2 separate regions of the Homo sapiens genome follow, and region 2 is linked to region 1. Evidence: chromatin contacts called from ENCODE Hi-C or POLR2A ChIA-PET data. All regions are on one chromosome and are shown on one strand. The core of a region is the stretch at or near the end of the contact, and the rest is flanking DNA. Distances in the headings are between cores, read along the strand shown.

Region 1 (4,684 bases), core at 1,193-3,692:
GATCCTTAGAGACGCATTCTTCATAGACATGCTGGGAATCTAAGAGTTCTCTATGAGAAGTGTTCTAATTTTGTGATTTCTTCATGAAAATAACCCTTAAGATTTTTAAATAAGCAAACATTAGTAGCCAAATTCAGTGTTATCATTTACAGATGTGTTTATGAACACGGTGGAGCCAAGCAGTGTTACTTTACTGGTAACTGGCCAAGAAGAAAACACGGGCAGAATTAATATGTAAATGATTCCCTGTACCAGGTGAAGGGCAAAATGACACCATAATTTTGTAGTAATTAGAATAAAGTGGTGACTGAATTATCATATGGGCCACAGTTGATTAGGCTTGCTAAATTCAAGAGACCCTGAGCTATAGCAGGGTCTCTAAAGTAAGTAAACACTTTTTTTTTACTTGAAAGTAAGTAAACAGTGAGGATCTGTGAAAAATTTTTGCTTTTAAAAGAGAGTCTGTACATTACTCATGGCCTCACCTGTCAGGGATATTTTAAAGAAGATTCATGAATTGGGTGAAAGATTGGATCCGCCATAGGTATACAGACATATACAGTGCATGTATTTGTACATAAACAATGTACAGTATGTATTTAAAAACACATAACAACACAGGCCCCAACACTAATCCTCAGCTTTCACCCACCCATTCTTTTCAACGTGCTCTGAGCTTATCGAGTTCATCTCTGAATCTAACCAAGGTCACAGATGTAAATGCCAGTGGATGCCAGGCAGGTAAAAAATGAGTGAAGCTGATAGGGTATAAGAAAACATTTTCTTGAAATCTTCAGCTTCTTTCTCTCTATATATATATTTTTTCTCAATGTGAACAGAAATGTAAGTACAGGAAATATTTCACTTTTTCCTTAACTTCACTGAAAGAAAACACCATCATGAGTATAAATGGCAACTGTCACCTAATCTCCCCTTGGGGGACTGTGACAGAGAGTGGACGGTGGCAAACTAGAGTTCTTACTCCATTTGAAAGGGAGCTCAGCTCAGCTCCCTTTCATCATCACCCAGCTCCAGCAGGTCGGTAGCTGTCATGTAGGAATTCAGAATTAGTGTTACCAGGTCTCCCAATTTTTAACATATATAAATAATAATAAATAAATAATACGGAAATTTGGATTTTGTGTGGAAGTCTTCCAATTTAAAAATTCTGGCAACAGATTCAATAATTTTTCCCAAACACTGCGCTGGCCAAAAAATAATGTGTCTGCAACTCAGCTGGTTTGCAACTCTGCTCTCAGCTCTCCTTCAAACTGTCTCCCCCGCCTCAGTCCCCCAGAATCTGCAGATCCTCCCCCATCCTCCCGATGGTCCTCCAAGGTCAGCATTCAGGATCCTCAAGGCCAGCCCCACTCCTGCTGACCCCCCTTCTCTGCAACCCTGCGCGGACACTCCGGTTGGCTCTCCATCCTCCACTGCCTCACTCAGCGGTTACCTAACCTCTCCAGGTGTTTGTCCCGGCTCGCGCCTTACTCATTCCTCCAGGTCCCTCTCCAGTCACCAGCGACGCTTGTCAGTTCTCACTAAATATCCCGGGCCGAACAAAGTAAACTGGACCCGATAAAGCACCTCCAAGGAGTAAAAGGAGCAGAGCCTCACACTCGACACGGAATCCCGTCGTGGTTCCAACAACCCGAGCCACCCCAGGGCCGGGCCCTGGATGGACTTGTGCACAGAGCTCCCCCCACGAGCGCGTGGGACCCTGGGGTGCCCGCGGCCTTCCACGCCGGCAGAACAGCAGGGCTCGATGGTGGGGGATGTTCGGAGCGACCAGAAGCCGCGCCGCGCCACCCGGCCGGCCTCCGAGCTGTTTGCGATTTCCTCTCGGGGCTCCTCGTCCTCCTCCCCCTCAGGCCGCCCTCGCACGGCCGCCCGCCTCCACGGGCTTCACCCCTGCCCATCTTCCCGCACACGGGGCCGGGCGACCCTCCCACCTCAGCCCGGGATCGCGAACGGCTAGCGGGTGTCGCCAGGCGGGGAAACGCCGAGGCCGCGGCCGCTCCGGTCCCCCTCCCAGCCGCCGGTTCCCGGGCGCGGCCCCCGCCCGGCCCCGCCATCGCCTTGGCCCCGCAACCTCTCACCCGCCGCGCGGGTCCCGCCCGCGGCCGTGGCCGCCCCCGCCCGCGCCGGCCCGGGCCCTCACCCGCGACAGGGTGAGGTCGGTCATGAGCTGCTCGAAGGCCCGCGTCTCCTCGGCCTGTCTCTGCGTGTGCAGCGCGATCTTCTCACTGAACTTCCGCGGGTTGGCGCTGCCCGAGCCCGGCGAGGCGGCCATGGCGCGGACTCTGCGCGGGCAGAAGCGGGAGACGGCGGCCGTGGGGCCTGTACCTCGGCCCACCCGTCCGTCCACAGGCCGCCGGGGCCGCCGCCCGAAGCCAGTCGTCCGGCGCGACCCGGCAGAGGAGCCGCCGCGGCCCCGGAGCCAGCGAGCGGCCGGGAGCGCGCCGAGGTCCGCCCCCGTGCGCCCGGCCCCGCCCCACCCTCGGCGGGGCCCGCCCGGCCTCCAGTCTGCCCCGGCCCCACGCTCGCGGGCTGAGGGCTGCTCCCCGCTTCCCGGTCTGGCTCGGGACCCGCCGCCGGCGGCCACCTGGAGGGACCCCCGTCAGCCCGACAAAGTGGCCCCGGCGTACGGGGAACGCTGGGGTGCCACTCCACGGAGACTCTCCGACCCAGGGATGGCCTCTGCGTCTACGCGACGTGGAGAACACAGCCTGTGCCCGCATCCCCCCTCCCCCAGCCAAATTACGAAGATTTTCTTCTCCAGGTGGAACCTGGGCGACCGGACCTCGAGCAGGTCACCTCGGGCCCCCGCAGGGGGTGCGCCCATTTTGCCTGGGGCCTAACGTCTGCCCGCCAGCCCTGCCGCTCCAGGCCCCCGGCCTCCAGCCGCTGGTTTCCTGACCTCTCACACCCACCCCTCCCCGCTCCAGTCAACCAGAGCTGTATCTCGGCTTTAAAAACTGCCTCCTATTCTGCACAAACTACAAACACCATCCAGCCCTGCTGCAGCCTTGGCTCCATAGCCCCGGCCCCCTTTCCAGGTTCTTTCCAAGTCTCCCTACGGCCTCTCCACTCCTGTGGCAGCTTCAGCAGGTGCCAGCCCCACCTTGGGAAACCAGCGCTCAGCCTCAGCGAATTTCCCCTTCTTTTGGGGGAGTGAATGGATGTCTTTCTCTGTCGCCCGGTCTGGAGTGTAGTGGTGCGATCTCGACTCACCGCGGCCTTGACCTCCCGGGCTCAAAAGATCCTCCCACCTCAGCCTCCCGACCAGCTGGGACCACAGGCGGGGGTCACCACGCCCGGCTAGTTTGTAAATGTTTTTGTAGCAATGGGGGGCGGGGGTGGGTCTCGCTATTTTGCCCAGGCTGGTCTCGAACGCCTGGGCTCAAGCGATCTGCCCACCTCAGCCTCCCAAAGTGCTGGGATAACAGGCGTGGGCCACAGTGCCCGGGGAGTTTCCTCTTTGGAGTCCAGAAGCTACTCTCAGCATAAATGTTGATGTGCACAAAGATGTCCCGGGGAGCCCTGAGCGTGTGTCAGTGTTCTGTAAAGAGGGAAATATTAGAGGCCTACGGAAGAGTACGGAAAATAATATTAATACTACCCACGCCCCCCACTATCAAGATTAAACAGACATCAATACATTTTGCTGCATGTACTTGGGATTTATTAAAGACATACAAAATTAGTCATAACGACGGCCCCACTCTCATTTCTTCTTCCGCCCCACAGATAGTCACCGTGCTCAAGTTGGTACATATCATTCCAGTTTGTGTTTTTATACTTTTATTACATATGATGTAGAGATCCAGCAATGCTATATGGAATACCTAATTTTGTTTTTAAACTTTACAAAAATGACACCATACTGAATAATCATTTTGCATCTTTTTTCATTCTCCATTATGTTTTCGAGATATATTTGTGTCAATTCATTTATATGATAATATTCCATTATGTTTTTCACCTGTCTCTCAGACATAGCCTATAACTGGACTTTTTAGAAAATGTATTCTGAAAATATATCTCTGTTAGCTAGAATTTAGCTATTTTTATTAATTATAATTGGATTTTTTTTTCTGTTGTATTTTGTGTTATTTACCATGCTTTTTTTTTGTTGTTGGTTTGTTTTTGAGACGGAGTCTTGCTCTGTTACCCAGGCTGGAGTGCAGTGGCCTGATCTCAGCTCACTGCAAACTCTGCCTCTTGAGTTCAAGTGATTCTTGTGCCTCAGCCTCCCGAGTAACTGGGATTACAGGCTTGCGCCACCATGCCCGGCTAGTTTTTTTTTTTTTTTTTAAGACAGAGTCGCGCTCTGTCGCCCAGGCTGGAGTGCAGTGGTGCAATCTCGGCTCACTGCAATCTCTGCCTCCTGGGTTCAAGCTATTCTCCTGCCTCAGCCTCCTGAGTAGCTGGGATTACAGGTACACGCCACCACGCAGGCTAATTTTTTGTATTTTTTGTAGAGACGAGGTTTCACCATGTTGGTCAGGCTGGTCTCAAACTGCTGATCACAGGTGATCCACCTGTCTCGGCTTCCCAAAATGCTGGGATTGCAGGCGTGAGCCACCGCGCCTAGCATTTTTCTTTACATTTTATTTCTGCTTTTCTGTTACATTGTTTGGGTCAAGTTTCAGAGAACAGAACCATTCTAGATGGTTTAAGT
Region 2 (4,684 bases), core at 998-3,497, 350 kb before region 1:
ATGGTCCCTCCTTGGACTGACAGTGGTAGCCTGGTGGCAGGCAGGGCCAGTTGCAGGTGTGCACGGCCTGTGCAGTCACACGGGGCTCCACATGTAGAAGGGCCCTGTGCTTGGTTTCATTCTCCATTATTGCCACCTGGAAATTCCTAGCAATCTTTTAACAAAGACCCCCACAATTTCACTTTGCACTGGGTCCTGCAAATTATGTTCTTGGCAGTAGGAATAGATGACAGCCCGAGATCAGTGTTCTCGTCCCAGTTCTCCTGTTTATGTGCTGGGATATGTTGGGCAAGCGCCCAACCTCAGTTTCCCCATCTGTAACTGAGCTAGATTCCTCGACTAGATCAGTCTTTTTCTTAAAGGGCCAGATAGTAAATAAATATTTTACGCTTGTAGGCCATAGAGCCTCTGTCACAATTACTCAACTCTGTCATTGTAGTCACAGACAATATGAAAACAAAAGGGCATAGCTGTGTTCCAGCAAAACTTTATAAAAATGGGCCCACCCTTGAATCAGATGATCTTTTGGGGCGAGGAATGGGGCCAGGGTGGCCACCAGGGGCCGCTGTGGGTCCATGGCAAGGCTGGGCTCTGCACTTGAGGAAGGGGTGTGGTGCAGGGAGGGTGACCAGCACACTGAATGGGGGCACTAGGCTCCCAGATAAATAGTTCCAAATCACACAGCCTCTAGACTGAGGAGCTGGGTGGGATTCAAACCTAGGCAGGCTGACTTCACGGCCCGAATCCTCGACCTTCGGGGGGCCATGCTGCTGCCCAGTCTCTGGGGCCCTGAGAGGAGGCTGCCTAGGTCGAAGGCAAACAGACTGACCCTCATTCCTCTCCCTGACTCTCAGAACCCAGAGCCAGATGGCACAGTGTGGAGGCGAGTACCGATTCTGAGCTTCTCCCAGGCACGTGACCGGTCACTCATCCTTACACTCCCAGCACTTTGCCCAGGCACAGAAAAAGCACAGAGAGGCCTTGCTGCAAGCCAGCTCAACGTAGGGGAAGGAAGAGAGGAAGCTGCATCAAGGTTAGAGCAAGCCAGGCCTGCGGTCAGGGACTTACACTTCCCCAGTGAATCCAGGGCCTCTTGTGCAAAACAACCCCTTCGAGGCTCAAAATTTAGACAGAAATGACCGAAGCCCCAGTGCTGCCCGCTCACCTTGGTGAGCTCCTGCTGCAGCTGCTGCCACTGCTCGCTGTAGGTCTTGCGAAGCTGCTGCCGTTCCCGGATGAGCAGGCTCAGCTTGCTCAGGGGCCCTGAGTTCAGATCCTCTGCGTGCTGCCGCAGCAAGCGGCTCAGGCCCTCAGTTTGGCTGGTGATCTCAGCCCAGGACTATACAGCACAGATGGGGGAGGCAGGGAGGGGGGCACAATGGCTCCCAAGCATTGGCCTGCCAGATCTCCAGCCACTGCCCCAGAGGGCCCCCAGGAGAGGAAGGAGAAGGCAGATACAGCCAGCACCCACCAGAGTCCCATAGAGACCCACCTGACTGATGGGGCTGTCAGGGCTGATGGCCCGGCTCTGGCCCCCACTGTCCTGCAGGGACATGTGGTGAAGCAGTCCTGCATACTCCCTGTCACTCTTGACCCGCTGGGCCATCCACTTTCTCATGCCCTCCAGTAGACGAAGCTCGGCCTCCTGCATTTGCTGCAGGACCCCGTGGCCCTGGGGGCTGCACAGCTCGGAAGAGAAGCCCATAGTGCTGTTCTGGGGACAGAAAAGGGGCCATCCCTGGAGGCAAGGCAGCAGCTGGAGACGGAGGCATGGGACGAGGAGACTGGGGACTGTAGGGTCAGGATGGACTGCAGACGGGGAGGAGGTGGGGTCCTGCCTCGCTCACACGCAGCCATGGGTACCCAGCAGCAGCCTGGCCTGGGGACTGGCCCTCATTGCTTCCTTAGCGTCAGGGTCTCCTCCGCACGTTCGGGAACAGGAGCCAACCTGGAGCCTCCCTCCCCAGGCCCTTCCACCCACCACCCCTTACAGGGACACCCTTGCCCAGGTCCTCGACAGGCCAAGCCTGCCCCAGCTGAAGCCTCAGGCGCCCACAGCCTGAGCCCTGCCCCTGCGGCCATCCCCGCCCTTCCGCGGCCCCTACCCCCACCTGGGTGGGTCTCTGGCCCTCGGAACGCCTGCTCTGCCCCTGCCTGCCGCGCCCCCAGCTCCCACCGCTCCTCCAGGCCCCGGGGCTAGAGGTACCCGCACGGGCAGCTGCTCCTGGGACGGCCTCGGACCGACTCAGGCCCGGTGCGGACCCCGGCCAGTTCCTGATTCCGCGCTTCCTCCTCCCGCGGTTTCAGTTGGCCCAGGCCCCGGGGCGGGCCTGTGGAGGGGAAGGGGCGGGCGGGACCGGCCCGACCGCCCCGACGCCTGCCAGCCCCCCTGCTCCGCGCTGGGCCGCAGCCTCTAGCCGGCCGCACGGCCACGGAAACGGAAGGGAGGAGGGGGCCGGGAAAGAATGGCCCAGCCAAGAGCCGCCCGCGCCCCGCAGGCCCCAGGGCCCGGCAGCGCCCCGGGAACACCGGGAAGGGGCGCAAGGTGGGGGTCAGGAGGGGGAGCCCAGGGCGAGGCCCCAGGCAGATGCTGGGCCCAGGGAAGCCCAGGGTGTCCGCGGGTACTGAGGGGAGGCGCGCAGTCCTAGCACCAGGCCAGGGCCACCGCAGAAGAGAAAGAGGGAACCCTGGTCCCAGCCCTCCCCACCTCACGGAATTCCCTAAGGAGAGGCTCAGGCGCCAGCTTCCATTTGAATAAAATTTCCAAGTAAATATCCCGAACAGAGACTGCTTCTCGGATACAGATCCTAGTGGTTTTGTCCCCATCCTCCTACCCCCAGGCAGGGGCTTCCTGTCCCAAGGGAGACCTGGGGAAATCAAGGGGCAGGGGTTGGGGAGCGGACAGGCGTGGAGTTTTCCATTTGGGACTCAGGCTCCCCACAAGAAGTCATCTTGATTCAGTCAGGCCTCCCTCCACCTTAGGCCTCAGCCCTATAGCCTGTGGCGACCAGATCACTTCAGCCCAGGAAGACACAATAGGCCCAGTTCTTCACACTGCTGGAAACCAGGACTTTGGGAGTTTAGTGCTCAGCTCCTGAGGACCAGGGGTCACCAGCCCCACCCCAGGGGCACCAGCTCCTCCACTAGGGGCTGGCGCATCCTCCCGCCCCTTGGAGGACTTTGGCCTTCTGACTTGGGCCCACATCCAGGCAGGCAGGCCACTGTGTAGGCCTAACTGGCCCCCTATCCTCAGCTGCGATGCAGGAGCAACGGTACCACACTGGAGACTGGGCCTGGTTTGCATAGTCTGCACGTTTAATCACTTTAAAACCTCTAACATTATCTCATGTCCATTAAATAGAACCAGCAATGCTGGGCCTGTTTAAATTACAAGAAAAAAATCACTGTGCACCAACCCAGCATCTTACAAAACCAGCCGGGCTGGCCACGAGGGCAGGGGGATGGGAGAGGAGGGGGCACCCCTGGGCAGATGGCTGGGTACCAGGAATGGCTAGGGTAGAAAAGAAAAGGGGACTCCCAGATGGGAGGGGACTGATTGTCCTAATGGGAGGGGTGCAAAAGGCACGTCAGAAGAGGAGGTTTGAGGGGGGCATGACAGGTCAGTGCTTTCTCCACCAGGGCACAGTGTTGGGGGGGCTCAGTGCCACCACCTGCCCACCTCTGGCACTTGGAGAGCCAGTGACCTATGAACCCCCGGCATGGCGAGCCCCACTTGAAACACAGATGTCAGCCTGCCCCTCCCACTGGGACCCCCTTTCCTTGAGCCCGCCTGGCTGGCCCGCCTCTTCAGGACTTGGGGCTCAACTATTCCTCACTCCTCAGCAACATGCTGCAGCCCCCACACCTCAGGGCCAGGGCAGCCAGGGAGGAGCAGGGCGGACGGTGGGTGTGAGAACGTGGGTAGTCCAGCTGCTACCCCCATTAAAAATACAAAAACAAATCATCAGCATCTAAAGTGAAATAATCACAAAGTGAAAATATATCCTCAAACAGCCCCTGAGATCCCCACAGGGGAAAGCAGCATCGGGTGGGAGGCCAGAGAGGCCGGCTGGGCCAGCGCCCCTCCCCACCACCCACCCAGGGGCTCCAGGTCTGTGAGTGCCAACAGCCCAGGCAGCCCGGGCTCAGAAAACAGGGACTTGGGCCCTGACGGGAGAGGCGGGTGCAAGAGAGGGGAGGGTGGTCAGGACACCAGCACAGGGTTCAGCCAGAGCTTCGGCCTTGGCTGCGCCAGCCTGGTGGCCAGTGGTGGTGGAGGCACGGAGCACAGGGGTGGGTCATGGGACACAGGCCACAGGCCACATGCCACGTGCACACCTGGAGGCACCTGCCTTGCCTTGGTCCCTTCCTATGATGGCTGCTGCCGCCAAGACTCACCAGAGCTGGGGGACAGGGTGGAGGGTGCAGAAGCCCTTGGAGAGGTGGCCTCCTCCCTCAGATATCTCCTAGGCCAGCCCCCGACTGCCTGGATGGGACCATTATTGCTTTAGAGGGACAGGGAAGGGCAAGAGCTGCGGCCTGGGTCAGGAATCCCAACAAGCAAGGGCTGCCCCTCTTCACTCCGCAGGAACTCTGGCTGGGGCCGGGGCCGGGGCAAGCTGCCCTAAAGGTTTCACTCCTTTCTCCACATGGAAGGGGTGCTGAGGGTGGGGTACGGCCCTCC

What was found. Hi-C counts contacts between places; a loop is a spot of excess contacts on that map. ChIA-PET counts read pairs that join two places held with the same protein, here RNA polymerase II (POLR2A). Pooled maps may share reads with other maps.
Region 2: a map of heart right ventricle shows a loop between it and region 1 (3-fold over the local background). The contact joins the promoter of FES here to the promoter of CRTC3 in region 1. A Hi-C loop is called at or near these places in 7 of 168 maps with a recorded cell type or tissue (ascending aorta, dorsolateral prefrontal cortex, endothelial cell of umbilical vein and 4 more), 2 of 37 single-sample maps with no recorded cell type and 24 of 50 pooled maps. POLR2A ChIA-PET finds 5 or more read pairs at or near these places in 5 of 52 experiments (BJ, GM12878, T-cell and 2 more).

The regions. Positions count from the first base shown.
Region 1 is chr15:90,527,681-90,532,364 of GRCh38, reverse strand. It overlaps CRTC3 (CREB regulated transcription coactivator 3), which reads right to left and starts at 2,442. Exons shown (of 15, transcript NM_022769.5): 1 at 2,162-2,442. The coding sequence starts at 2,293. RefSeq lists an enhancer at 1,339-1,498 and silencers at 1,889-2,068, 2,089-2,838, 2,939-2,988.
Region 2 is chr15:90,882,067-90,886,750 of GRCh38, reverse strand. It overlaps FES (FES proto-oncogene, tyrosine kinase), which reads right to left and starts at 2,247. Exons shown (of 19, transcript NM_002005.4): 1 at 2,207-2,247; 2 at 1,493-1,714; 3 at 1,166-1,339. The coding sequence starts at 1,705. FURIN (furin, paired basic amino acid cleaving enzyme) reads right to left here. Exons shown (of 16, transcript NM_002569.4): 16 at 3,294-4,684. RefSeq lists enhancers at 1,102-1,531, 3,069-3,198 and a silencer at 2,162-2,671.